Regions from separate parts of the Homo sapiens genome. Here region 1 is linked to region 2. The links are chromatin loops, found by intact Hi-C in ENCODE. Cell type or tissue: PC-3. All regions are shown on one strand. Links, peaks and the distances in the headings refer to the core of each region. The heading gives the core; the rest is flanking DNA. Region 1 has its middle 12 kb from the start of GALNT5. Region 2 overlaps GALNT5 (polypeptide N-acetylgalactosaminyltransferase 5).

Region 1 (15,341 bases), core at 2,852-10,851, 57 kb after region 2:
TGATGGAAGTACAGAATCTTAGAAACACCGGTTCCAGCTCTCTGGCTTTGCATCTACAGTTACTTTATCTGGGTATTTGAAGATTTCTTGACTATGTGAGTATATCCTAAGTAACTAATATCTGTTTTATTTTATGATATTTACTCAACTACTCACTCCTAAGTAAAAAGAAAGATGTAAAAGGAAAATTAATTTAAATGTATATTTTACAGAGAATAATGATTATCCATGGATGCATCACTGAATTTCTTTTTCCCCAGTTTTACTGAGCTATAATTGACTAATAAAATGATACATATATTAAATATTTAAGGTGTACAACATGACTTTGGATAGCCTTATACATTGTGGTATGATTGCCTCAATGCAGCTGATCTCCATTATCTCACATAATTATCTTTTTTTGTGTGTGGTGAGAACATTTAAGATCTACTCTCTTAGCAAGTTTCAAGTATACAATATATTATTATCAACTATGGTCATCAGGCTGTACATTAGCTCTCCAGAACTTACTAATCCTGCGTAACTGAAACTTTGTATTCTTTGACCAATACCTTCCAACTTTCTCCATCCCCCAACCCGCAGTAACCACCATTCTACTCTCTACTTCTATGAGTTCAATTTTTTAGCTTCCGCATATGAATGAGATCATGCAGTATTTGTCTTTCTATGCCTGGCTTATTTCACTTAGTGTAACGTCCTCCAGGTTCATCCACAGTGTTGCAAATGATAGGATTTTCTTCTTTTTTGAGGCAAAATAACATTCTTGTGTGTGTGTGTGTGTGTGTGTGTGTGTGTGTGTGTGATATATATGTATGTATGTTGCACTTTCTTTATTCATTCATCTGTTGATGGACACTTAGGTGAATTCCATATCTAGGCTATTATGCGTAATGGTGCAACGAACATGAGACTGCAGCTATCTCTTCAAGGTGCTGATTTAATTTCCTCTGGATATATAGCCAGAAGTGTGATTGCTGGGTCATATGGTAATTCTATTTTTTAGTTTTTTTGAGGAAACTCCACACTGTTTTCGATAATGGTTGTACTAATTTACATTCCCACCATCAGTGTACAAGTGTTCCCCTTTCTCCATATCCTTACCAACACTTGTTATCTTATATCTTTTTCATCATAGCCATTCCAAAATGTATGAGGTGATATCTTATTGTGGTTTTGATTTGCACTTCCTTACTGATTAGTGATGTTAAGCATTTTAAAAATATGCCTGTTGGCCATTTGTATGTCTTCTTTTGAAAAAGGTCTACTCATTTTTTTTCCCTATTTTTAAATCCAGTTGCTTTCTTGATATTGAGTTGAGCTCTTTGTCAATCAGTAGGAGCGCAATAAACATGGTTATATATTTGAGATATTAACTCCTTATTGGATGTATGGTTTGCAAATATAGTCTGTCATCCATAGGTTGTCTTTTCACTCTGTTGATTGTTTTCTTGGCTGTGCAGAAACTTTTTAGTTTCCTGCAGTGTCATTTGTCTATTTTTGTTTTTGTTATCTGTGCTTTCGGAGTTCCAAATAATCACCACTCAGACCAATGTCAAGATTTTTCCCTGTGTTTACTTTCAGTAGTTTTACACTTTTAGGTCTTCTGTTTAGGTCTTTAATCAACATTGAGTTGATTTTAAACCACAAAGAAATTAAGCAAACAAGCCTATTTACAATAGCATAAAAGTACTTAGGAATAAATATTTTTTAACCAAGGAGATGAAAGCATTTTTAACTAAGAAGGTGAAATCTCTGTGTACTGAAAACTATAAAATATTGATGAAAGAAATGGAAGACATAAACAAATGGAAATATATACTGTGTTCACAGATTGAAATAATTAGTATTCTTAAAATGTTCATACAAACCAAAGTCATCTATAAATTCAATAAAATGTCTATCAAAATTCTGGCGTTTTTCACAGACATAGAAAAAAAATCCTAAAATTTGTATGGAACCATAAAAGATATCGAATAGTCAAAAAAATCTTGAGAAAGAAGAAGCTAGAGGCATCATAGTACCTGACTTCAAAAATATGCTACCAAGTTATAGCAATCAAAATAGTATACTACTGTCTTGAGACAAGCCTGGGCAACATTATGAGACCCCCATCTCTACAAAAAATAAAAAAATTAGCAGGGCATCGTGGTGCACCTCTATGGTCCTAGCTACTTGGGAGGCAGAGGTGGGAGGATAGCTTGAGCTCAAGAGGTCGAGGTTGCAGTGAACCGAGTTTGTACTGCTGTTCTCCAGGTTGGGTGACAGAGCAAGACTCTGTGTCAATAAAAAGTATATGATACTGCCATAAAATCAGCCACATAGACCAATGGCACAGAACAGAGAGCCCGGAAATAAATCCACAAGTTTACAATCAGTTGTTCTTTGACAAAACAGCCAAGAATGCATAAAGTGGAAAAGGTAGTTTATTCAATAAATGGTGTTGGAAAAATTGGATATCCACATGGATAATTAATTTCAACTCATTGCGACTTCAGACAATACAGGATGAAGATACTAATTAGAAAATTTAAATGGGAAAACCAAGTAAATACTAATTACTGTTTTTTTCGGATTTTAATGTGATTTTTTTCTTTCCAAATTCTCTCTTTCTCTTTTTTAGAGAAGAGACAAGTTGTAATCAACTGGATAATAACATCCTGTGAAACAAATCCATAAAAGGAAAGAAAAGTTTTAAAATCATATACTAAAAGGCAGGCATTATTGCAATATCAACAGGTAGAGTAAAAATACAAATGGAAATATTATTCCATTTTAACTAATTCTTCCAATGAAGATGAATAGTTACAACTTCTGGCAGTCATTAAACATTGGTGTATGTCTCTTTTTAAATAAAATTTGGAAGCTGACTAACAAATGACCTTATTTCCTAAGACCAAGAGAATCAGTATACCCTTTACACATTTGTTCTTGAAAAGGGTTGCCTGTATTAGTGATAAATCATAATTGGTTAAGCCTAAGTTTAAAAAAACAAGAACCCTATTATTGAAAGACAATTTATTGTGTTTAGACCTCAGTTTTCATTGATTTTTGAGTAGTGAGGCTAAGCCAACATTTGTGCTATACTACTTTACAGGTCCCTAGCCAATTTTTACTTAAAAAATATTTTAGTTTAATTAGGAAAAATTTAATAAATTTAAAAGCAAAACATTAATTGAGTATCTTCCTTGGACAAAGAACTGTGCTAGTCATTAAAATGGAGAAAGTGAGCAGGTTCCTGAAGGACATATTGTCAATGAGCCCAAAACTGGCAACTCATAATCTTAATTAACTGAGTTATTAGTATTGGTTAATTATAGCTTTGGGGATAAAAAGAGAAAATAGCTCAGGGTGGCTCTGTAAGAACTTCAGTAACTTAAACAGGAATGGTAGGGGGAAAATGATAGTTTGAGAGAAAAGAAAAGTTCAAATTTAAATATGTTGTATTTGAAATAAATGAAGATTTTGTAACTAGGTGCATATTTAAAAAATATTTATGGAGTACCGACCACATACTAGACTAGGCCCTGTGCTAAGCTTTGGGAAAATAAAGAAGCCAAAGCCCATAATTTAGTGTAGTTGTTTTCATTTATATGTGTGTCCATCAAACATTTCATGAGGAAGTGTTGTTAAAATATAGACTCTGACGTTCTCCCCTCAGAGATTTCAAGGTTGGTTGTAGGGCCTAGCAATCTGGATTTTAACTGGAGTAGATAATGATTCTGATAGAGTTGGACCACCAACCATACATTGAGGCTCACAGGTTCAGCAGCAGAAGCATATTAATATTAAAATAAGAAAACTGGAATAGCTTATTTGGAGGGGTGTTTGGAAAGGTGTCCTGGGGGTGATGACTGAGTGTGAATTCCTCTTATGAATAGGGAGAGGGTAATTTAGGAAAAGCAGTCTATGCAGAGGTAAAAGCAGGCTCAAAACATTGAGGGAGGAAGGCATGAGAATAATATGAATGGATAATTAAGATTTGTTTGATAGTACTAGATTTTACAGTAGATTGGCAAGCAACGAGGTAAAGATTGTTGGCTGAGCTTCTGTTGTATTTGTTCAAGATTTTGGATTTTTACTGTTCAAGGGCTAGAAGCTTTTTAAAGTTGGAGTGTGATACTCTCAGGGTTTTGGATAGAGAGCGGGTGGGTGTATGAAGAATAAATTGGTAGTAAGCAAGCTGCAGGCTGGGAGACCAATTAACATAAGTGCTACATATTTATTGCCCTTCTTTTGAACAGTCTAATCACACATGGAATAAAATCTGAACTTTAATTGTACATGTTAGTCTATTTAAGATATTTTTCTAGATCAAGAGGGAAGACTGGAAGAGGGATCATTTCTACTAATAGAGTGGGTCTTCATTAAAGACACAGTCTCTTAAAGTGCACGTAAGGCACAAATATACAAGCTATGCCCTCTGTTTCTAAACCTAAGGTGTGTTTAACTTTTAAGAAACTGCCAAAATGTCCCCAAAGTGCTTGTATCATTTCATATTCCCACTGACACTTCCCCACATTTTCAGTAACACTTAACTTTTTAATTGTAGTCATTTTTGTGGGTATATAGTGGTATCTATTTGTGTTTTAATTTACATTTCCCTAATGACTAACAATTTTGAGCAGATTTTTCTGTGCTTATTTGCCAACTGTCTACATTCTTTGGTGAATTACGTCTTCAAATTTTTGATCCATTTGTTAATGGATTGGTTTTCTTATCATTTAGGGACATGAAGAAACCTTTAAGGATGGAGGTGTGTCTACTGTCTTCATCCTGGTGATGCTTTCATAGGTATGGACACAATATCAAAATGTATTCAATTGTACACCCTAGAAATGTGCACTTTATTGTGTATATATTATACCTAAATAAAGCTGTTTTTTAAAAAACAAAAACCTAAGGAAAGAATAAGGACAATTCCTGGACCAAAAAACGAGTGCAGTGTTTTAGTTTCTTACTATTCCAAGCAGGAAAAAAGTGGACGATGCCATTATTACAGCTTGTAGATCCTCAAGAAATGAGGTCCCTACTTCTTTGGTCCTAAGAAGGAGCTGCAGTTCTGGTCTCCACAAGGTCAGTGCAGACTCTCTGGTTTGTGCAGTGCTGCCTTAGGCTGTTAAAGAGAGCAGGCCATTGTGTGCTCCCTGGATGGGCCCAGCCAGATGCCCTTCTTACTCTGTTCCCCAGGTGCAAAGTACCCATCAATGCTTTTAAAACGTTTAAATGGAAGCCACTCTCAAAATTAGAGTTCGTCCCATTGCCTCTACATTCAAATTGTTATGTTATCATTGAGTTGTATAACATTTAAAATGAAGGCCTATAGGCTTCAATTACAGTATTGTTTGAAGAAAATCTTTATAAAATATGATATTTTTGGAGCAGAGTTGGGTAGGAGCTCCAGACTCCAGGTCTAGAGTCAAGATTGTGCCAGGGGTTCTTTCTACGAATGACGGTGAGGGCTTTGATACTATAAAGAGAGTGGATACGGCCTAATCAGATAAAAGTGTGTCACCAGAGGAGACAAGAAATGAGTTTACAAATACAGGCTTATAATTTAATTGTAAAAAAAGATTAGAGACACCTTTTGTTTTGAAATTGTTCCAGTTCCAGGACAGATAAAAATGAGTGGAAGAAAGCAAAGTTCAGAGTTCGGGCCTGGTGACTTCTGATTTTCTCAGAGAAGTACGAGATAGACTAATGGTGAACAGTGAAGAGTTGAGGGTGAGTGATGTCAAAAGACAACACTGTAACAAATTTAGTTTAAAGATTTAACAGGAATTGGGGCAGTATCTCCTCCACAAATTTAGAAAAGGTGCTCTGATGGGCATGGTAGAACAGTTCGTTTTTATAGGACAGTCTAAGCAGGACCAAACATATAGCATAATACAAAAAGCAGATGGGTTACCATCAGGTTACTTCAGGTTACTTTCCTTGCAGGGTTAAAAGGATGTTTCCTGACTCTACCAGCTAAAACTGGCCTGTTTGGATACTTGGCAATGGTCTTTCTCTCCTGATTTCCTGAAAGGTGAAATAAGCAACTTTTTTAGTTTGGTACCAAGGAACTTTAGCACGAGTGATTCCATTTTGATTTGGTCGGTTGGGGCCTAGTTCAGGAGCTCAGTCCAACTCAATGACTTCCTATAAATTTTATTTAACAGTGGGTAGGGGTTGGATGCACTTGGTAAAGTTTGGAATCAGCTGTTAAGAGGAGAAAGAAATGTGCTACCTCAGAACAAGAGTAAGGACTTCTCAGAGAGCTTCGAGAGTCCTGCTGGCATTTTAACCAATGCCTCTAAGCAAGGAGAAAACACAATGAGTGACAGTAGAACAAAGAAGGCATGTGGACACTCCCACAGCATTCCTGAGACAGAGTGATAAAAGGTGACAGGGAAGCAGATATGGAGTAATGATTTCTGACAAACGTGGAAAGAAGGGGATATCATGAAAGGATTTTAGAAAGTGGAATTGCCGTATCTAAAAGCATTAGGAGAAATTCTACAGGCGAGAATAAAAAGAAGGCACTAGAGATTTTTGTTGTTGATTTTATTTGTAGAAAGAGACATTCTTTAACAACTGCAGGCATGTTAGGACTTTGCCCTTTGAAAATCTATTAGTAATGATATAAAAATCCTTCCGTGGTCTCTTTTGGCAGAAACTGAATTAAATCTTCAGCTGCTCTCTGAATCACTCATTTAAAAGTTTCAGTGATTCATATGCAAAGCTTGAGTTAAGAGAACAAAGACCTGAGCGAGTTTCTGTAGGGCTCGGCCTAAGCAAAGTTGTCACGCAGAACAACATGAGTGCTGGGTCCCCTACCCTTGGCCCTGACAACCTCCATCCGAGCAGCAACCCCTATCCAACTTACTGCTGCCCTGCAGCCTCCCAGGTGCTGCCCTGGGAATGCCCTCAGAACGGGTCCTGTCCTCTGATCCTGACTCTCCTTCCTCTTCTCATCCATCCCCCTGAAATGATCCTGTCCTCTTTATGGCCTCCATTATAGCAAAGAAAAGAGAAGGAAGAAGAGAGGAGTAGAAAAAGAAGTCTTGTGGGAGGAGCAGACAGCAGGTGCTATGTAGGGCATTTGAGGGCTCTTTTCATGTGCTGTGAAGAAGTGGGATGAAATGAAAATCTTTTTGAAAAAGCTGGAAGCTGTTTCAGATCTCCCCCTGCCCTGCTCCCCACCAATTCAATTCCTGCTCCCAGGGGAAAGTGCAAAATAACTTTCTGTGGAATGAAATGATGACAATGACTTTGGATCCAATAATGTTATCATAACCTGGAAATAACCTTTCCATCTGAGGCTTGCAAAGGCAGTGAAGTGTGAAACTCAGACTACAGTTAGAGAAACGAAAGAGACTTGAACTCAGGACCCTTTGGACATTTCCTTCAATATCAAAGAAAAGTTTTTATTTCTCTCCTCTGAAAATAGGGTAGGAAATGGGTAAGTGATAAACAGAGAAAAAGGCAGAAGCAATACCTAATTAGAAATCAAACTAAGAGAGGAAAAGAAAAATGGGTTCAGATTAATGTCAGGTTTGGTTATTCCAGGATCTCAACTTCGTTGCTGTTATCACATACTTTCAGAGGCATTCAGGTCTTGTGATGCCGTGTGCTTGAGTGTTTTTCTTACTCTTGGAAGCTGAGGATTAATACTCAGGGCTGGGCACACAGGAGAAAAGGGTTTGTTAAGCATCCACTCCTGGTTAAGCTAAAAAATGTACATAGAACTTGAAAGCACCCAACTCAGTTCCAGAGGGATGAAATAAACCTAAAAATAGGTGAGCTCTGGTTGTATTGGGGCTGGCCTGAAAACACACAAGAAAGGAGCACTTGAAAGAGAAGGAAAGAGGAGCAATGTGCATATTTTACATGGATATACACATTTGTGTCTACATATTTATATACAAATGTACAAACTCCATGTGTGCTTCGTTTGTGTGTGCATATTCATATTTATACATATGTATATATGTAGAGTTCACAGAGCATACCCACACAAATACACACCAGAGGTGCTGACTTTGAGCTCTGTAAGAAAAAATTTACTACTCGGGAAGAAATGAAACAGGCCTTTTGAGGACATTGGCCATACACTACCAGGTATACTACCTTTTGGAGGGCAGATCATATGTTTTGCATATGTTTATTTTGGGTAGGAGGAGACTCAGGAGCAACATAATAACCACTTCAAAATTTTAGAGGAATATCCTGTGGAAGAAGGGTTTAACTCATTCCGTATGGTTCCAGAAGAGAGAACTGAGACTGGAGCATAGCAGATTTCTGTTCTAAATGAGAATGACTTTCTAACAATTAGTACTAAACAAAAGACACGTGTATTTCTTCTAAAAGTAGTTAACGATATGCCTGCTCTTGTAAATGACATGTGGCAGAGGATGAATGGCCATCTGTCACAGAAACGGTAGGGGGTATTCTTCCATTAGGTGGGGGTTTGGACTACAGCATTAGCTGGACCAGCTCCATTCTGAAATTCAGTGGTTCTCTGAAATACATAAATGAGTTTTGAGGCAAGGCAAGTCAGATAATGGTTTTGATTTACTGATTGCTTTTACTTCATTCAGTGACTTAGGAGCAGAAAACTCCTATCTCAATAGTTCCTATAGATATCTATTTTTTTGCCTTCTGTTTGATTTCTATTCTTCCTCCTTTTCTCTTTACCTTTAATTTTTGTGTTTCTATTATCTTTTCCTTTTCTTTTCTTCTTCCTCCCCATGCCCTCTAGATATAAGGATGGAGTAAAGGCAATGTTTGTCAAGAAAGCAACAAGGAAGAAAAAAGAATAGAGAAAGGAAAACTTTGAACTCAGTTAACTTTTAATTTTCACTTCAAATTTTGGCTGTGTGTGAGTATGTGAATGCATGTATGTATACTGGATTGTGTATGTGTTTGTGTGTGTGTGGAGGGGTGGGATAGAAACAGAGAGAATGTGTGAGTAGGTGAATAGACCCTCAGATGTTTGGAAATGCTGGAAGTTAGGTACCACTTCTTGTTGTCACGATGCCTAGTGGGTGCTAGTAGTAATTAATGGCAAAAGGGGAGGAATGCTCTATGTCCTGCAATATGCATGTCAGTGCCATCCAATCATGTATTATACTACCCTACATAACAGGGCCCCATTGAGGAACACTAGGGAAAGGCTGTGGAGACAGACTGTCTGGGTTTGAATCCTGGTTCTGCCATTTTTAGCTTTGGGATCTTGGATAAATACTTTAAGCTTTTTGGGTGTTTGTTTTCTCTTCTGTAATATGAAGGGTAATAAGAACACCAACCTCACATTACTGTCAGAATTAAATGAATTAGTATGAGTCAAGTGCTTAGAAAAGCACAGACACATAAAACACATTCAACAGTGTCATCTATGATTTTAATTTTTCTGAAATGGCTGGAAATGGACTACTTGGACTCATCTTATGTGCTGAGTGTATGAAAGTCTCTACATGCTTTAACTGATTTTTTAGGGAACTAGATAGTAATGAACCAGTACTTAAGAAAGTGCAGCTTATGGACCCCTTGATGTTGTGAAGCTTTTGTGATATCACATGAACACACGTAAGCTTTGGCAGATAAAATTAATTTGCCTTGTTCTTTTTGTCTTCCTCACACATAAGCAAACATATAGTCATATACCACATAACTATACTTTGGTGAGGAACAGACCTCATATATGACGATGGTCCCATAAAATTATAATGAAGCTGAAAGATTTCTATTGCCTGGTGATATTACAGCCATCTTAACTTCACAGCTCAATGCATTACTCATGTGTTTGTGGGGATGCTGGTGTAAACAAACCTACTGTGCTGCCAGTCATATAAAATTGTAGCACATGTAATTATGTACAGTACATAATACTTGATAATGATAATAAGTGATTATGTTTCTGGTTTATGTATTCACTGTAGTAAAGTTATATTTACTATAATTTATTATCATATTTACTATACTATAGTTTTTATCATCATTTTAGAGTGTACTTCTACTCATTAACAAAAGTTAACTATAAAACAGTCTCAGGTGGGTCCTTCAGGAGGAATTCCAGAAGAAGTCATTGTTATCATAGGAGATAAAAGCTTCATGTGTGTTCTTGTCCCTGAAGACCTTCCTCTGGGTTAAGACGTGGTTGTGGAGGATGGTGATATGGATGATCCTGGCTCTGTGTAAGCCTAGGCTCATGTGTGTGTTGTGTCTTAGTTTTTAACAAAATGTTTGTAAAGTAAAACAAAAAATTTTGAAAATAGAAACAAGACTTTAGAATAAGTATATAAAGAAAGAAAATATTTTTGTACAGCTGTACAATGTGTTTATGTTTTAAGCTAAGTGTTATTACAAAAAGTTCAAAAAGTTAAAAAATTTAAAAACTAATAAAGTTAAAAAGTTATAGTAAGCTAAGGTTAATTATTGAAGAAATTTTAAAATGAATTTGGCATAGCCTAAGTGTACAGTGTCTACAAAGTCTATAGTAGTGTACAGCAACAGCTTAGGTCTCCATATTCACTCATAATTCACTCACTTACTGGCACAGAACAACTTCCAGTCCTGCAAGCTCCATTCCTGGCAAGTGCCCCATGCAGGTATACCATTTTTTATCTTTTATACAATTTTTTTTGTGGTATCATTTCGATTTTAGATATATTTAGATACACAAATACTTATCATTGTATTACAATTGCCTACAATTTTCAGTATAGTTACATATTGTATAGGATTGTAGCCTAGGAGCAATAGGCTATGCCATATAGCCTAGGTGTGTAGTAGGCTATACCATCTAAGTTCATGTAAATACACTGTATGATATTCACCCAATGACAAAATTACCTAAAGATGCATTCCTCAGGACATATCTCTGTTGTTAAATGACACATGATTATATACCCAACCGTTCCCCTAATCTACATACACACACACACAGACACACAGACAGATGCATTTGTAATAATAAAATGTAAGTCCTAGGATTTTTGTCACATGTATTTGCTTAATAAGTAGGCACAATACATGCATTTACAATATGTGGGAGGCTGTGGAATTTTGAAAAAGTTTTTTCTTTAATTCCTTGGGCTTGATAAGGTTCAAGCTTCATACAACGGACCATTCTTAATCCTACATTGATACTGAATATTATTTTATCTTTTAAAAGATTGATTTAATAAGCATTTCAAGATTTTGCCACAATCCAAGTACATAATCACAGACTGTAATGATCATTCTGTCATAAGTCAGTTCTAAAAGGCACATCTGATTAAATGGAATCTGTTAAAACATTGTAATGCCATAGAAATTGCTTTTATAAAAAATCACCAACATTAGCTTGTTTGCTTTTCATTTTTAATTTATTTTATGAAAACAGAGTTAAGATTCTTCATAATAGTGTGTGCTTTGTATGGTGAAGAGTATTTCCAATTGATTTTGTCCCATCTGTTTAAATGCTTTCTCTTTCCCATTTGACCAACTCATTTGGAGGGAAATGCAAGTACATATGCAACATGTGGACAGAACCATATGATTCCCCCATGATATGATTATTAAATTTTTCTACTAATACATATTGAGAAGTGTTAAACCTTTTCCTGCCATTCGTGGATACATTCGTTGATGAACATCTGGCTCATGTAACCTGCATATGCTGGATGCCATAAATTACATGGAAAGGCAGGAGACATCTCACAGTTTTTTAAAATATGTATACTCATGCATTTTTCACTATTTGTTCTAAGGATTAAAGTACTTCATATGGGTCAAGTGCTTAGAAAAGCTCAGATGCATAAGGCATATTCAGCAAATGTCAGCTATGATTTTGATTTTCCTGAAATGACTGGGAATGGGATATTGGGATTCATATTACATGTTGAGTATCTCAGAGTTTCTATGTGTCTTAATAAGTTTTTAGGGAACTAGAATTAGCACTGAAAAGTCCCATGGAGAAGAAGGAGATACAACTTATTTACCCTTTTTCCGTTTGCCCCAAGAATACTTGCTGGCGAGCTTGTGGCTGCAGCGTTTACCCTAAGACAACTTTGCATTGAAATATCTCACTTTACTTATTGTTTTTGCATCATTCTAATGTATCAATTTTGGACACAAAAGACATCATTCTATTTACAGCATTCTGTTTTTAGTAGTGGTATTTCCATTTACAAAATATAGTAATTTTTGATTGCTGAAAATGTCAAATCCTAGAAAACGTAGCATTCCTATGTGTGATGTTAACATTGTTCACGAACGGTTGTTGGCCGAAGATTCATTTGATGAATCTGAGTTTTCTGAAATAGATGATTCTGATGATTCAGACGATTCTGATGTTAGTTCTGTTTAGAAATAACTCCAAGAACAGTTTTTATATTTTAGTTTCACATTGAAAATCAGTCAGATTTGCTTCAGCCTCAAAGAGCATGTTTATGTAAAATTAAATGAGCGCTGGCAGAGAGCAGCACTTTTTTGTTTCTAAACAGGAAGAGGGTTAAAATATGAGTGCTCAACTTACCACCTCACTGCAGGATTTGGGGACAGGGAATACATTGGTACTCTGTATTTTCTACTCAATTTTGCCGTGAACCTAAAAATTCTCTAAAAAGTACAGTTTATTAAGGACTCAGAAATATACTATTGGGATTATAAAATAATAATCATAATAATATCTGAGAAAGTCAGGGTCCATAAAAACAAACTTTAAATTACAGCCTTTCTCTCATTTATACCCCCACCCACAACACCAATAGGTGGGTTACCAGAATTCGACTTTACGAAGAATTTCATTTATCGATTTGTGTTTGTTTGCCTTTGAGGTAGCTCAACCTAGAAAACAAAGCTGACAGTCCTTTGTGGCAGTGTGATTGGCCTACTCAGGCTACTACTAACTTGCCTAAAGTGCTCCTGTTACATTAGTTTATACAGTAATGATCTGGGTTATTTTCTTTTGATCTGCGTTATTTTCTCTTGCCTTAATTCTTTTGTGTTTTGTGTATTAAAGATTTAATCACATAAAAAATATGAGTACCCACCACTCATTTATTCCTTGTTAGCAAAGACACAAAAGCATTGAATAGAGAACCACATTTGTAAAAAGTTCTGTACAGGAAGGTAGTCTGGTGTAATAAAAAGTAGAGTTTGAGACCACCAAATCTCAAACTCAAATCTCAACCCCATTATTTTCTTGTGATGTGACTAAGGCACCCCAGCGTCTTCACTCAGCTTTAGTTTCCTCACATGCAAGTTAGGGACTTTAAGCCTATTTTGTTAGAGTTGTGAAAACAAGAGATGAAGAGGGTAAAATCACTTAACTTGGTGTCTGCTATATAGTAGATGCTTATAAAATGTTAGCAACTAACAGCCATGGCTATTATTATCTTTATGCTGAAATTACTTTTTAATTTTTCAATTTTTAATTTTTATAGGTACACATCAGGTGTATATATTTGTGAAGTACATGAGATGTTTTGATACAGGCATGCACTGTGAAATCATCACATTATGGAGAATGGAGTATCCATGCCCTCAGGCATTTATCCTTTTTCTTACAAACATTACAATTACACTGTTTTAGTTATTTTTAAATATACTATTGAGTTATTGACTACAGTCACACTGTTGTGCTATTGAATACTAGGTCTTATTCATTCTTTCTAATTAATTTTTATACCCATTATATGTTGAAATTTTTGATAAATGAATACTGTTAAAGCATTGTCATTTGTTTTCAATTACAATATTATGAAGTAGTGCCTGCAGCAATAATAGCAATGAAAAGATTGAGGACTAGGCCCAACGATTTGCTGTACAGTTAGCAGATAGAAACCTACAGTCTTCAACAATATAGGCTACAGACTTTAGGGACAAGATATAAGAATGCCCTATGTGACTGAAATGTACACAAAACTGCTCAGCATGCTTGGAATTAGTGTGTGTTTGAAAGTTTCCTCAAAGTAACCAATATGGGTTTGTGATTTGGATATAGGTAACAAATGAGTGTTAGGTGTGTGTATATGTATGTGTGAATGCTCCTTAATTTATAATTAGAAGGAGCAAGGCTAAAGTGTAATACAGATAAATTACAAACTAGGACATTATGAATTTATTTAACAACTATCCATGCCACAAATGTTATGTGACAGATACTGCGGTATATGCTACAAGTAGAGGTGTGGAAATTTGTAAGACATAGTCCTTAAAATCAAGTTTTTTAGGCCAATAAACCAGCACTTACAACACAGATAAATGATAAATGCTATAGAGAATTTTGCCACAACTAATAATGTACACAGAAGGACATCTGCTTTGCTTGAAAAGGTCAGGGGAAATGGAAATGATTCTAGGAATGAATAATAAAGATTAAATAACAGCTATCCAGGAAGACAAAAAAGATTGGGTATTCTAGTCAGAAGGAACTGTGTGTGCAAAGGCACAGACTTAAGAAAATGTGGGTAAGTGATAGGGCAGGGAAATGCAAGAAATAAGCCTAAAGGGGTAAACAGGGACCAGATCATCACATTGTTTGTATAGGATATTACAAAGCAAAAGAAGAGGCCCAACAATCATCAGTAGCAGGAAGAAATTTATCAGTTGCCCTTACAAGTTAGTGAACTAAACATTTCAAGGGCTCTGTATCATTTGGGTTTTTATTACAGGTTCTCTTTTACAAATTCTTCTTTCTCTATCCTAACCCTTCTCCCCAAGGGAGCCCACACGTTGTGACCACACTGATTGTATATTTGTGCGCTCCACGTAGGGCACAAATTCCTTAGAAGTGGAATTTTTGGTGGGAGAACAAAGGAGCTTGTATTTGTGTAATGCAGTGGAAGATCTATTGGTGAGCTGACAATAGTTACAGCTTGTTCTGCAAAATGATCCTGGAGCCCCCTCACCCACCAAATAACAACTTTACTTTGATATCTAACTTGATTATTTCATTTCTTACATTTATTTCAGGATTTAAGAACCCTTATGATGTCTTTCTGTGTCTCAAGTCTTGCCCCCCTGTGATTTCTGACCTGAGATGACTGTTCTTGCATGATTGGGTTCCCCATGCTGGGTTTCCCCAATCTTTCTCAACCTTTCATGACAACCCCTAGCTGAAATTATCCTGTATACCTTAATGATGACCAGTTAATTTGCCCTCAGATACTAATGGCTTACCATGGCTCAATTGATCGACCTTTTCCAAGAGGAAGATTATTGTACTTAATGTTTTCATCATTATATTTCCATTGCCTCACTTTCTTGCCATACCCAATTTATGTTCTTTTGCAGTATTATATGTGTATTTGTAAATCCTTCTCAATGTTTTCCCTTTTTTTTTTTTTTTTGAAACAAAGCTACTGAAATAA
Region 2 (14,531 bases), core at 6,532-14,531:
GCACCTAGCATGTTCAGTTTGTCAGTAACTCAATTAGTCTTTTGACAACTGACTTGCGTCCCCCCATCCCCCTTGCCCCATATGGCTCTGTTTTGAAAAGAATTAGAGTCATGCATCATTTAATAACACAAATACATTCTGAGAAATGTGTCATTAGGCAATTTCATCATTGTGTGAATATCAGAGTGTACTTACACAAACCTAGATGGTGTAGGTAGCCTACTACACACCTAGGCTATATGGAATCCCTGTTGCTCCTAGGTTACAAACTTGTGCATGTTACTGTATTGAACACTGTAGGCTATTGTAACATCATGGTGAGTATTTGTGTGTCTAAACATAGAAAAGCACACTAAAGATACCATATTATTAATATAATCTTTTGGGACCAATGTCAAATATGTGGTTCATTGTTGACTAAAACATCATTATGTGTCATATAACTGTATCTCATTTCCTAGTCATTCTCTTACTCATCTGCAGTTTTCAATTATATGAAGAAAACATCTTAAATATGTTACAAATGTGCAGAAATAGTTCTTTTTCCCATTCTTAGTTATAGTTTTGCTTTTACGTAACTCATTGGGAGTCAAAATTAAATGTTAAACTAGGAGTCAGAATGAAAGATACCTAGTTTCACAATCATCTCAACTGAACAAAAGTTTAAATTTAAAAAAAGAAAAAACATATTAACAAGAATATAGTATGGTTGTCCTCCAGGGACCCAATCCCAGCAAAGAATTGTGTATCTCTTTCTAAGGAATTCTGTGAAGCAGATTTGTTCGGGCCAGTGACCTGAGGCATTAGAATGAGCCCTGTCTCTGGAAACCTGAATTCTAATCTTGATTCTTTGACTAACTTGCCTGGGTTTTAAGATTTTTAGGTAATTTATCCTCTCAGCATCAGTTTTCTTACCAAAATGAATGCAAAGGCTATCCTGATTTCTAAGGTGTCTTCTGGTATGCCAAAGTATTGGTATGCTTAAGATTAGAGGCTTTATTTGGATGAAATCAGTATTTAACTTTTCCCAAATTTGTCAGTGTTCTCACTGGGTTCACACTGAGGGCTTTACTCTTTTTTCCTTCATAGAGATACTAGATCCCCTTCTTTCTTTGGCCAAGTCCAGCGGAATTTTTTCTTAACTCTCTTCCTAAGACTTGTTTACCTCATTCCTTTCCCCTTTCATGATGTTTCCTTCACTTCATTTTCCCTTTGAAATATTTTAGAACCCATTTTTCGCATATTTCATCCCTGTGAATGCTACTATATCTAAAGTAGTATTTTATTATTTTTATATAAAAGAAACTTTCAGCAGCTCTATTTCTGCTTTACTCATTTCAACTCCTCTTACTTGGCCCTGCACTAGAGTGCATTCAATGCTTAAATGCATTTTTGATTACTACAGTGTGTTATAATCCAGCCTTTTTTCATTGCCTTAAAAAAAATCCACATGAATCTAGGAAGTTATTGGTATCATAAATCTTTAAAACTGTAGTTTTAAAAGCACAAAATGAACTGAAATAGTGTTCATACCTAGAATTAAATAAGCATTTGAAGGCCTCTTCTTCCTCACTTAAATTTTTTTCCACTGATTCAGATTGGGAAAAACCATTATGTAATTTAGATCAAAATGCTGCCATCAAGCAGGGTTACCAGCAGTAGATCAATACTATTTCAAACTGTTAGGTAAGCATGCATGTAGTCTGGAGGGATTTCACAAACGTGACAGCTGTGGGCATCTGAGGTCTTCTAGCCATAAGAACTCAAGAAATTTTTGTTTGATGAAAAAATCCCCAAATAAAGGACTAAGTTAAGTTCTCATTGATCATTCCTACTTGTGGGCCAGAAGAGCTGATTATTACCAAACATAGTCATTGGGAATATCCTCATGCTTTCTCAAGTCCTTCTGTCTTCATTTCCAGTTACCTGTTAGCTTTCACAGGGAAATTTGCATGATGAGGTCTAGCATAGGGTGGAAAGCAGGCAATTCAAAGGCCACCCAGTTCCGAAGAAGGACTTCAGTCCAATGTTGGACTGTTTTCCTGAGTCATCTTTTGGTATTCCAAATATTGTGATTTATAAAAAATCTTCCATTCAAATGTTATTAAAATTGAAAATTTAAACTACCGCTGAGAAATATAGTTTCCAAGTTCAGTGTTATTTTCACAGTATTTAATGGGTTTACTATATAAAAACATCAGTTACACTTCAGGCTTCATAATATTTTTCAAATTTCCACTTTTGATATGGCTTCACTGGGTCACAGGCAGCTACTTTCAGGATCTTTTGAGAAAAATTTCCTTCCAAGCATAATAATTGCTGATTGTTTTCAAAAACAATGTGATTCACCTGGAGAGAAAGAAGAGCTGGGAATGAGCCACAGGCTGAATTTGATAACTGCAATATGAAGAAATGAAAATCAATTAAAAAAATGGACAGGCAGTTATATTTTTGATTTTTAAGAATTCTTCTGAACTAAATTATTAACATAAACACAGACTTTGAAAAGTATTAAATTTGTCTCTGTCTCAGACTAAGTAATCATCCTCCACCAAGCTATAAGACTTTTAAGTCCTCAGGAGGCAAAAGAAAAATTTCTTGATGATATGGCTGAGAACTATACTCTTTAAAGAGAAAACATTACAGATGACATTTATTGGATTTGATAGATGATAACTACTTCATTGATGGTAAAGAAAGAATACATACCGTAACAAAAAGTTAATTAATTTTTAAAGTAGGTGTCTTTGTGAGTTTGGATTACAAAATTCTGGAAGTGATGTATTTTATTTATGAGCTCCTTACCATAATCTCTGACAATTCATAATAACTGATGTCCAAAATCCAGATTAGGAAAAAGTCAACAGCATTAAAGAAAGTTATATTATTGCTTAATATTTAGTGAATATCCTAGAAATGGTAGATAAATTAGATAGACCTTACTAATGGCTTATATATTTTTTCATCTATAAATTTTCTTAATTACGTATGACTATGACAAAGACAATCTTAATTACACATGTTGTTTTTAAACTTTAAAAAGTTATCAAACAGGGGTGACTTTCATAATAATTTATTTTAAAGATTGCTGCTACAAAAGTATTGTCACCCTTGCAGGATTTTGGAAATACGATGCTTGAGTATTGTCAAGGATTTGTAAGGAAGTCTCATTTTATACTTCTCTTGTTGTTTAAGACTTACATATAATGGGAGACCTAGTAGCAATAGCATGAAAACTACTGAAAAACTGAAAAAAGAAGAAAGCTGATCACCAAGCTATTCATCTCCAGGACATTTGGTAACATCAAAAGGGAAACCCAAGACAGAAGGCAGCTGTGTAAAATGTTCCAAAGTCATAGGTACAAACAAGGTAGGGAAAAGGCTTTCTAATTTTTGCTATCTTAACTAAATTACCTCCTTTACCAAATCAGCTTACCGCTTAAGAGAAACTGCTATGCTTGAACTCTTTCCCAAGATTCAATTCTGGAGATGAAGAATGTGTTTTAGTTCTCGTTCTTATTCATATTCTCTCTCTCTCACTCTCTCTCTCTCTCCTTACCACATCCCCCCCTTTCTCCTTCCCTCCCTCCTGACTTTGGCACAGGGAGAAGGTAAGATGTAAGTTATTCACTACACTGCATGTTTATGGATTTCCTAACACTATGCAAAATAAAATTAGTGGCATATATGCTAATAATTCCTAATCTTTCTGAATAACTCAATAATAACCATTATTACTAAAGAGAAAAAACTGTTCAGAAAGAATTGAAATACAACAGAGAAGATCTAATGGGAGAAATGTTGGAGAATACATTACTCAGGCCCCAGTTTTGGCTCTGAGCAGGAAGAAAAATGTTGAGAAAAGAATAGTCATTGTGTTGTTAAAAGGAACGGAGGCACCTAAAGGAAGCAAAGGTGCTTACTTTGGGGATAGCCCAGGACAAACTGAGAGTCTCCAAATACCCAAATATTTACTGTAGACAGTAGATTTGGTGGCTACCTGCTGGAGAGATTGTAGAAAATTTAAGAAGGCAATTCTGAGACTATTCTCGCCAATCCCAAGCTCCTACACCAAGGCTTATGACTCCGTATTCTGTTAAAATGTAATTGGGACAAATGGAGAGGACTTTGAGAATGAATACAGTAGACCAGGAATGTTCTGGTAAATGGAACAACTGGACCTTCAGAAAAGTATCCCTGATCCAGTAACATCTTCCAATTTCTGTGGTATAAATACTCCCAATATGGCCAGTTTCCAGCTACCAATGTGGTATGATTAAATGCAAAGCTGGCAAGGGTGTGCACAAGTGGCTCCAGCGAGCTGGTGAGAGTTGGCTCCAGCAGACCCTTAGAAGCCCCGGTTTCTGGGTACCACAGGGGATGGGAAGAGTCTCTTATGGAAAGGGGGCAGAATGAGGAACCAGATTCACTCTAAAGTGCAGGACTTGTAGGAGACATGCTGCTTCCTGTGTTGCCCATATCCTCTCCTTATAAGCATTACTGATGACCAGTGGGGACCAGTTCTAGCCTTTAAGCCTGACTTTCGGTGTTGTTGATTGACTGAAGCAAATGATAGCAATGCAACTAGAAGAACTTGGTGATTTCTATTTAAAATAACTCATTTGAAATAAATTTTGAAAAATAAAAAAAAAAGGACTTGTCAACTTTCGAAAGATATCCATGCATCTCTGTGAATGAACTTTTACATAATCCCATGGTCACAAACACACAAAACTTCTGACTGAGGAAGGTGACAATGAGAATTTTATGTCCTATTTGATCAAAAGTCAAATTTGTGGTAAAGAAGAGGTACCAATCTTTTGCTTACCAGTTCTGGATGAAAGACTGATGTTGATTTATGCAGCCATTTTAGCCCTTTGTTTCTGTTATCACAAGGGTGCAGCCTTACGGCTCCTTTATCAGGGATGGGGGCTATACACCATTCTCCACATTTAATAAGTCTTAACCAGGTGTAATTAAATTGTTGAAGCTGTGGGGGAAATGAATAAAGAGGTCACTTCAGGCAGCAAACACAGGCAGGGGCTTTGTCAAACATTTTTGTTAGCAACAGTTAAGAATATAGGAACTATGATCTGACATTTTATATTCAAGTCCTGGTATTATCATTTGTAATTCTGATAGTATGGGCATATTATTTACCCTGTCTAATCTTATTTTTCTAATTATTTTTAAGTTGGATAGCGATTGTATCTATCTCAGAGGGTTGGGGTAATGACTGTCAAGTGTTTAGCACACAATAAGCCTTCAATAAATGTTAGTTACAATAATAAAAATTATTCAGTGCAATTAATTCTGTCTGCATATGGATGTCATTTCAGTGTTCTGAATCCCGACAAGCCTGGTGCTTAAAGAATTGGAATGTTCAGTCTACCACATGATTAAGGTTCTAAGCCACGGGTGGCTACAGGGAGATACCAGTCATAGCCCTAAATTTCTTGGGTGGAGATTTTATGCTTCCTTGTATAAAACCATCATAAAGGCTTTGTCCGATTGTAGGAAAGGTGGAAGTCCTTCTTTGCTACTAGCATGAGGAATCATCAGGTTGCTACCAGGTTGGCATCCCCCAGTTCATAGAAACTGCTCTTGGAGAAATTGCCAGTGTCTAAAATAAGTACCAATTCAGGTAATGAAACCATGTTTTTAATTCTGAAACATTTTTCTTCAGTTGTTTACAACCTACTATTGTCTACCCGGTCAATTTACTCTAATGCTCTGGGTCTGTGGGAAATTTATCGTTTTGTACTAATATAAACATATTTGAAAAAAATAGGCTTCTGGTAAAATCTATCTAAATGCCTTTACCTAATGAATCATTTGTATTGTAAGTGAAGTTTAACTTTGATTATCAGGTTAGATCAAAGTCATTGTGTTGGACCTTGCCATTGGAAGGGTGGTCCTTGGACCAACATCCGCATCAGCTGGGAGCTACTTAGAAGTGCGGAGTCTCAGCCACATCACCGACCTACTGATTCAGAATCTGCAGTGTAACAAACTCCCCAGGTGATTCACGTGAACATTAACATGTAGGAAGCATGGAAGTATGGCATAATATAAGGAAGTTATGTGCTACTAAGAGAAGCTAGATATTACCTTGAAAAAATACGTTTCAACTGCTTTAAAGGTTAATAACTAAGGAAACTTTTTAGGTAAGGTAAGGGATAGAGCTTGATGATTCAATCTAAGGGTCTTATTCTTTCTGAGCCTTTTTGGATGAATGTTGTAGTCACTGGCTTGGTATTAAGCCTCATTAATTCTGCTGAAAATGAGTTAACTTCCTCCACATTTCTTTACTTTTTATTACCCAAGCAAACCACAAGAGGCAGAAGCTAAAAATGAGCAACAAAGACTAAAAGGGAGCTGGGGCTTTGTGGAAGTCGAAGCCTGCATAATTTATACTTTTGCCTCTCAGCATCCAATTGAGAAAGACTCAATGGTCATCAAGAATAGAATTTGGGTTTTCAGATAAAATGCTGGTTACTCTGGCACAAAAACTCCCTGCTATGATGATTCCTAAAAAAAAAAAAATGCATTATTTAATACTTTCCTTTCATATAATGTGAAATAATTGTGGTTTTGTTTTTACAATTTATGACTTTATTTCCTCTTTGTTAGTAAGTGAAATTTATTTCTTTTAATGAGTTTTAACACTTCTTCACTTCCCTTTGACTCCTTTCTTTCCTAATTAAAAAAGAGTGGCCTTGGCTTCAGGTTTACAATTCACAGCTAAATATAGCAACAGAGATACCTTTTCTTCTAGTAGTAGCTCTGAGTTAAGAGGTAGAGATGGGATGCACCAAAAAATATAAACAGTATCTTGAAGTCAAAGCAAAGATGTAAGACTTAACAAGCCTAGATTACCATTGCAAAATAATCTCTGTACCAAAGAACAATCTGCAATTTTGGGAACTGATTTCTATTCATGAATCCATTTTCCTCTGAGTCCTATTTGCCACTCAAACCAATAACTGTTTCCACAAACACAGAACTGTTAAGGAATGTATGTTAGAGAGGGAAGTGTAATCACTCAGAGCTCACCTCCAGCACTGTGGAAGGAGTCTCTATTCCCTGCTTCCTGGCCCGACTCCCTCTACTAACCATTGCGCTCTGAGTTTGGGGAGTTTTCCTATAGGAGTTTCTACCATGGATCATGGATTTGGTTATTTCCATTACTCCCTTAAAATGCGGGAAAATGAGGGGAAAGAAGAATGGAATCAGACAATAAGACTGCTTCCTTAGAATGATTATTTAGAAATATGTTGTCTCTTTAGTATCTTTATCTATGTTATGCATTTTTTACATTTTTATCTTTATTATTATTACAGCAAACATTTACAGAGCAGTAAGCATTAGGTATTGTTCTACATGCTTCATATGTATTACCTAACTCCAGCCTCACACCAGTTCTAAAAGTAGGCATGATTATCACTACCATTTACCCAAAGGTTAAGGAATCTGCAGACGTTAACACGCTTTTGCAAATGATGGTGCCAGGACTGGATTCATTCTGGACCCAGTGAGTTGACTGCAGGACCCACACCTTTATTCCCTTAGTCACTGTCTTTGTGTTTAGTGGTGGACTCTCTTTTTACAAAGAAATTTAGAAAATTATTTTTCTGTTGGGCAAAGATGAATTTCTCAGTTGAGCAATGAATGTGTCATACCCTGCACCTATCAGCTACCATGAGATAGAAAACAGTTTAGCATACCTCTTTGCTCCCATCGCAGTCTTCCAGAATGACTGTAGTGTTTTCAATGGAAATGCATTTACCCAAAGCCACATTAATAAGCTAAAAAGCAAAATACGAAACAGGAATTACAAAATATTTTAAAGTAAAACAAGACATTCAGACACATTTAGAAAATACAGAATATAAAACTATAATAAGGTTAAAAGTTAATAGCTTAGCATTACTTAGCACTATCCAGTTTTATTGGTTGCTATCTCTAACAGAGACATAATGTAATCTTGTAATAGTACAGCTTCAATCTGTTAATTTTGGCCTGTGATCAGCCATAGAGCCAACACACAGAAGCTTTTAATTAACCCTTGCCTGGAATGCTAAATAACAAATGAGCAAAGGTGGCAAGAAAAGTAATTATTTTCTTGTCTTAAGTTTATCTAATGCATATACTAAAAGTCAATGCACCTATAAGAGTTATGAGCTATGTTCCCTGACTGACCCCTTCAAGCCTTTTGACTGCTTAAGCACTGAATCATAGATAAATTGAGTCCTTCAAAGAACAGCAGATTCCAGCTGATTCCCTGTCAGAATCTTCTTAATGACCCAAGCAAGCTACAATTCATTATAGGAAAGTCACGAAAGCTAATACAGAGCCAAGCATAAAGGCACTTTCTGGCAGGCCCCCAGGTTTTTAATGGATTTACAGGGTCAAATATGGAGGTAGCTTTCTTTAAGTCACCATTTAATGCAGAAAAATGTTGATTTCCTTTCCCCCTTTGACATCCTGGGCAGGGCTAACAAGATGATGGGTTAACAGTGCAACTTAGGGTTTTCAGATTTCTCGAACAGCTGTGCAGAGCCGAATCTATAGGACATGTCCTGGGAAAGCCTCCTGAGCTGGGAGGAGCTGAAGTCTTTGTTGCCAGGGACACTATTTGTGTCCTTCCTGTTCTATGATGCCTAACAAAGAGCTCTAACTCAGGGTGCTGCACTGATGCAGACTGGATGCTCACAGAATTGCCAGACTTCATAAAAGGGGGCTCAGTACATTGGTCCTCAATTTTACATGCTTAGCTTAGTGAACAAGAAAGTAAGGGACATCTTCAGGGATCAGAATATGCGGAAAAAATTAAAGGCTACAGGGAAACTTGCAAAGGTTGGCAAGAAAGACTTGTTCCCTCATATGGATGGAAGAAAAACAGAGGTATGTGTAAACCAAAAATCTGGAATTCAGGTCTTCCACATAACAGCGGAAAAACAGATCTTCAGTTGAATGCTGCACTGGGAAAAACAATTTGCCCATTAGCAAAGGGAGAAAACAAGGAAGCTGGATTGTCCCTGAGAATCTGAAACTTTACACCAGGCTTCATTTGGATTTGAGATGAATATTTACACCACCTGCCTTGGATAGGAACCATCACAGACTTTCAAGGCATAGAAACAAACATTAAAAATAGTACCAGGTTGTTAATTACTTCTGAGGTGCCTGGCACAGGCAGAAACAAAGCAACTATGGAAGGATGGAATCTCTATCAAAAATCCTCAGAGAAAGCTCTATTAGCAATTTAAAATGACAAATATGGGAGGAGACAGCTCACTGTTAGTAAATGTGGGCATCACAAGGCACAGAAGGATTCAATGCCCCCACAGTCCCACCCCTGAACTTCAGAGAGGAAGGTGAATAGAAAGACATGAAGGTAGAATAATCTCGGGGCTTAAAGGAAGGAAAGCATGCTGCAATTGCTCTCTGTACTGAAGCAGAGATAAATATTATGTAAGCTCCTGTATTTGTGGATCATGCAGAAATATTCTATCTTCAAACAAATTTGGAAAATTCTGGTTTCCACAGAGCCGAACAGGTGGTTCTACTCCAGAACTTCTCAAAATCTTCAGGGTGTTAATGTTCAGCTTGCTGTCAGAATGTTGTACAAATGTTTCTCAAATGTGCTTGACCATGGAACCCTGAGACAGCACAAGTAACATTGGTCAGGACAGTGTTTGGGAACCCCCTGTTTAACTATTTGTGTCTATTTTGTATAATCCTTCCAAGAACCGAAAAGCATTGGAAGGAAAGATAAAACTTTTCTGTCCCTTACATGTCCCTCCCTCATTTGACCTGAAGATTTTTTTTTCCTTTTTCTTAGAAATTACTGAGGAAACTATTTAATTGAGGTTTTTGCCATGGAAGGTACTTTTACACCAACCTAATACTTTTCTTCATATAGACATCATCTCTGAAGTGTTTTGGAATTGTTATTCTTCATTTCATTATTAGTTGTTTTCAGAATTTTCCTTTTTATTTAAAAATAATTGATCCATGTTTTTACTGTAAACCATTTTAATCTTTAAAAAAAATAGGCAGTGTATGAATTTTAAATTATCCATGTTGTATTATTTCATTTTCCAATTTAGGAAGTAGACATTCCGCACAATTTATGACAGAATTGTTAAACATTAGGCTATTTGCCAGCGGTTTAATCCAGTGTAAAAATACATTATTGGTGAGATTCTTTCATTAGCTTCAAATGTTGTCGTTTCAATAAGAAAATATTTCTTCTTATTACAAAAAACCAAAACTTTCACTGGATTTAAATTTCTGCTTGTGGAGGTTGAAAAAAGGGAAACGGAGCTATAGACTGTTTGCCAGCAGTTTAATCCAGTGAAAAATACATTATTGGTGAGATTATTAGCTTCAAATATTGTTGGTTCGATAAGAAAATGTTTGTTCTTATTACAAAACACAAAACTTTCACTGGATCTAAATTCCGTAGTGGAGGTTGAAAGAAGGGAAACGAAGCAAGTAACAAAAAGAAGTTGTGGAGTTTATTTTCTTGGAACTTTCCACGATTGTCTATCTAAAATAATGATCTACTTAATTTGTTGTAAATTACCTGGAGAAAGGTCCTAATTTTTTAAAAATGTTAATAACGCTCCCTGCTGGTTTGCTTCAGAAGGGAGCAAACTACATCTTCACTGAAATTTGTTTAAGGAAGACAACAAAGGAAAATAGAAGGAATTTGTTAAAATCACTTTTTAAAATACTTGGTGCATTTTGATATAGTATAGCGGAGGCATCAGCAGAAGGCTGTTTCATTAGGAGAGCTCTCCAGAAATTTCATAGGAACTCACTCAGGTTAGCGCAACAGCGGAGCCCAAAGGTAGTTTTCTAGTGCCCTCTGGTGGTTAAAGCTTATTATTACTCTGACTGAGATTCTGCGTTGCTGGAATGGGAAATATTAGAATAGTGGAAATTCCTTTCTTTTTTTTTTTTCTGCTCAGCGGTTGAAATTAAAAATTGTAAATTTATTTTACAGTTATATTTGACATGTTGTTATTTGAACAGTGTATATAAATCCAAAATGTCTGATAAGTTACCAGGTTGAGCCACTTAAAGTAGCTGCCATTCTATTTGGACCCATAAAAATGGCAATTTTATAATACAGTGCGTTATCTAAAAACAGGTCACATAAACTTATTTATCAGTTGAATTTTGTAAAAAACAGAACCATTTTTTTAAGACTAGTTTCTTGTCTTTCATAGCTTTCCTGGATTTCCCGAATACTTTCAAGGGGGAATATTATAGTAAGTTTTTGCTATCAGGAGATTTTCCAGACAGAAAGCATGGTATAATCCACTCTCAAGAAGAACTGAAAAAATTTGGCCTAAAAGGGCGGGATAACTAATGGTCACATTTTTAAAGAATTTCTTGGATGAAGAAAAAGGAAGCTGAAATAAAACAAAAACACTGGGGTTAGTTATAAGTCAAATTAAATTAGAAATAAAAGATTAGAAATAAGCATGACTGTCTAAGAACCCCAGCTGAAGGCTTGACTAATCATATCTAAACCCACGTGTCTTACCATCCTCTTCAAATGCAGCTTCACTCCTAGAAGGGGTTTGAAATGGCTTTTCCCCAGCTTCTCCTCTTTCTTGATGTTTTCTCAGCCTTGTACTCTGGCTACCTTATCTGGCTTAGCTTCTTCCCTTTGGATACCATCCTTCATGCCCTGGAATGTTATCTGCTATTCTCTGATATTTTCTGTTATTTTAAGTTCCTCTTTGAAATCTTTACAAACCCCAATTAAATCTTATCACCCCCTTGCTTAACTCTGCTCAATAACTTCCCACTGCTTTCAGAAGAAAGAAGGAAGCAAGGCAGGAAAGAAGGAAGGAAAGAAATAAAATCCTTACTTTGCTTACAAGGACCTGTGTGATCTGGCTCCTTCCTTCCTCTTCACCTTCATCTGGTGCCATTCTTCCCTCCTTCACACCCTGACAACATTCGTCTTCTTTCCAGTGCTTGGATGGAGAACACTCACCTGTCTTAGGGCTTTACGTGACCTTTACCCTCTGCCTAGCACTCTTCTTTAGAGCTTGGCTGACTGACACTTAGTGTTTTAGGCCTGAGTTACAAAGTCTCCTTCTCAGAGAGGATTTCTCAGCCACTCTAACTGAGGAGTCATCAACTGTGGCCTGTTCCCTAAATGAGAGCTATTATATTTTGTATTTACACTTGACTTGCTTATTTGTTTATAATCTTTCTTCTCTACCCAAATTAAGCTCCACAAGGAAGGAACCAAGTCTACTTCATTCATCACCCTGTAATCCAAGTCTGAAATACTCCCAGATCTACGGATACTCAATAGATATCTGTTGAGTTAATCAATGAACATGACCACTTGGTAGCCTTCCTCAAGTTTACCTATATTTAATTCTCAGCCATGCTTTGTCCCATCTTTGCTCATACTTGGTGTTTATTTATAATGTAATTACTCATTCTTTCCACACATTTTTGAAAGAGATTTTGTGTTTTGTTTTTATGGAGTAAGATTTTAAATTGCCACTTGAACTTACCACACCACTAGCTCTCACAATGGGAGCCCTTAAGTCAGGAAAGACATTCTCCAAGTACCATTTGAAACTTTTGCACTTCAGTTTCTTTCGCAGCTCCCTTTGCTGGGTGAGGTTGCCAACATCTAGCCCTTGGTCGATGAGGTGGTCTCCGTGGCCATAGAACAGCTCCTTATACTCATCCAGCCAGACCTCGGCAACCCGCACCAAGTTCCGCTCCACTGTCTTCATCCGGTCTTTGGGGAAGGAATATGGATTGTCATTTCTGAATATATGGCCCACTCGGGAGCAGGGAATGATCTCAATTTCACCACCACACATCCACACCTGGAAGAATTTGATGATAAGCATCAATTATCAAATGATTATCCACAAATCATCGGCACTTAACAATGACAAGAAACCACCTTGTTTCCCCCTACCTGAAGTAATACTCAACTTCAAAAACACTTTTGCAATAGAAAATCAAACTCAACAGGCTTATTTAATTTTGTGTATTGCTGTGGATCATTTTAGGATTAGTAAAATGTAATTTTTTCTTTCCTAACTTTCAATGTAAGTTTTTTTTAATTTGTAAATAAATCTTCACAGAATCCCATTTTGTAAAACATGAGTTCTTGTTTTGATTGAATCAGGGAAAGAAGTATAGATGTCCATTTGTTCACGTTCCTCTACTCTCATTTTTGGGAAGAACCAAAAGGCTTGTGGAACACAACTCAAAACCATCCTTCATGATCAGCAGCTCCAAAATTACACCCTTTTACATACATACAGAACACCCACCCAATAGGAAAGCAATTACTTTTTGGACACTCTCTACTACTGCTGTTGCCAAGGCTTTCTCAGAAGTTAATCAATGATTGTATAATAGATTGTATAAAGTGCCCAAAGGAGCTGTACTATAAGGCACACCTGACCTGTTGGTGACCTGCTTTAGAGGTATTTTAATGTACTTCTGTCATTTGTGTTCTCTAAGATGATCCATTACAGATTGAGTCTATTCCTTCCAACATTCTAGACAGATGTTCCAGGAGAGTTATTTTGTAGCACGTATGACTCCCACAGCATTTACTCTGAGTGGCAGAAAGTCATTTCCCCCATATTTATAAGCAGAAATGGTGTTGTGAAATATTAGGGAATGCTAATAAATTTTATGACAGCAATTGATTCTTCCAAATTCAATCTGAGATATGAAAAAATTAATCCAGAGACCCTAAAATTTCTGTGAAATTTCCTCTCAGTGGCAGTCACATACCTGATTATGGTAGTAAAATCAAACCATTTAAAATTGATTAACTCATTATCGTAAAGAAAAGTTGGGAAACACCTGGTAATACCTTGAATGAGAGCTCCATATTTTCCCCACCCCAAACATCAAGGCCAGGGTCGTATGTTCCAAGTTCAAAAAAGTAACTTTTGTCAATAGAAAACAATCCACCAGCCATGACAGGGCACCTACAAAAAGAAAAGTTTGTTTTTTAAACTTGCATCTCATGAAAGCTCGACTTTTAGAGTTGTTCCTCTGTACATCTGTACGGGAGGTAGGAGGCTTTTCAGAATAGCTACCTGATGCAGGGAAGCCCTGGGATGGAGTCACAAATAGGGCTTAAGTGATGCGATCCCTGGATCATGGTGGCAGAGCTAGATTAGGTTCAGCAAAGATGCATCCTGGAACTAGTATTATTTGTCCTTTATACTGTGACACAAACTGTCCAGGAATGTTATTTTTAACACTTATTCAGGGCTAAGGGAGTATCAGGCACTATTGTAAGTATTATATATATATTCCAGCCCAGACTTCACAAAAAATCTTGTGTGTGCAATTATTAAGAATCTGCAACACTGGATGTGAGGGCGATCTGGCTGCAACATCTGTCAGCCCATTGATTGCCAGGGTTGATTCGGCTGATCTAGCTGGCTAGGCGGCTGTCTCCTTCCCCCCTCACCGCTCCATGTGCGTCCCTCCCGAAAGCTGCG

What was found. A loop is a pair of places that touch in the nucleus more often than their neighbours do. Peaks named below come from ENCODE experiments on the same cell type or tissue, not always from the same donor. Only the 100,000 strongest peaks of a DNase experiment are listed, where the experiment ranks them.
Region 1: a loop joins it to region 2, with 6 times the contacts of the local background. A loop is called at or near these places in 2 of 110 quality-filtered maps.

What each region holds. Positions count from the first base shown.
Region 1 is chr2:157,237,956-157,253,296 of GRCh38, reverse strand. No RefSeq gene overlaps it. Among named protein-coding and RNA genes, the nearest start is that of GALNT5, 12 kb to the left of the region's middle. RefSeq lists a silencer at 6,673-6,762 and an enhancer at 6,137-7,336. In PC-3, for the core only: no CTCF peak of the experiment used is centred there; DNase peaks (open chromatin) are centred at 6,346 and 6,696; H3K4me3 peaks cover 654 bases; H3K27ac peaks cover 3,234 bases.
Region 2 is chr2:157,299,026-157,313,556 of GRCh38, reverse strand. GALNT5 (polypeptide N-acetylgalactosaminyltransferase 5) reads right to left here. Exons shown (of 10, transcript NM_014568.3): 6 at 13,892-14,009; 7 at 12,558-12,881; 8 at 7,728-7,808; 9 at 4,829-4,990; 10 at 1-2,349. The coding sequence ends at 2,209. It also overlaps the pseudogene RN7SKP281. Among named protein-coding and RNA genes, the nearest start is that of ERMN, 20 kb to the left of the region's middle. RefSeq lists a silencer at 10,868-10,947. In PC-3, for the core only: CTCF peaks have their summits at 10,674 and 10,873 (motif pointing left); DNase peaks (open chromatin) are centred at 8,286 and 10,846.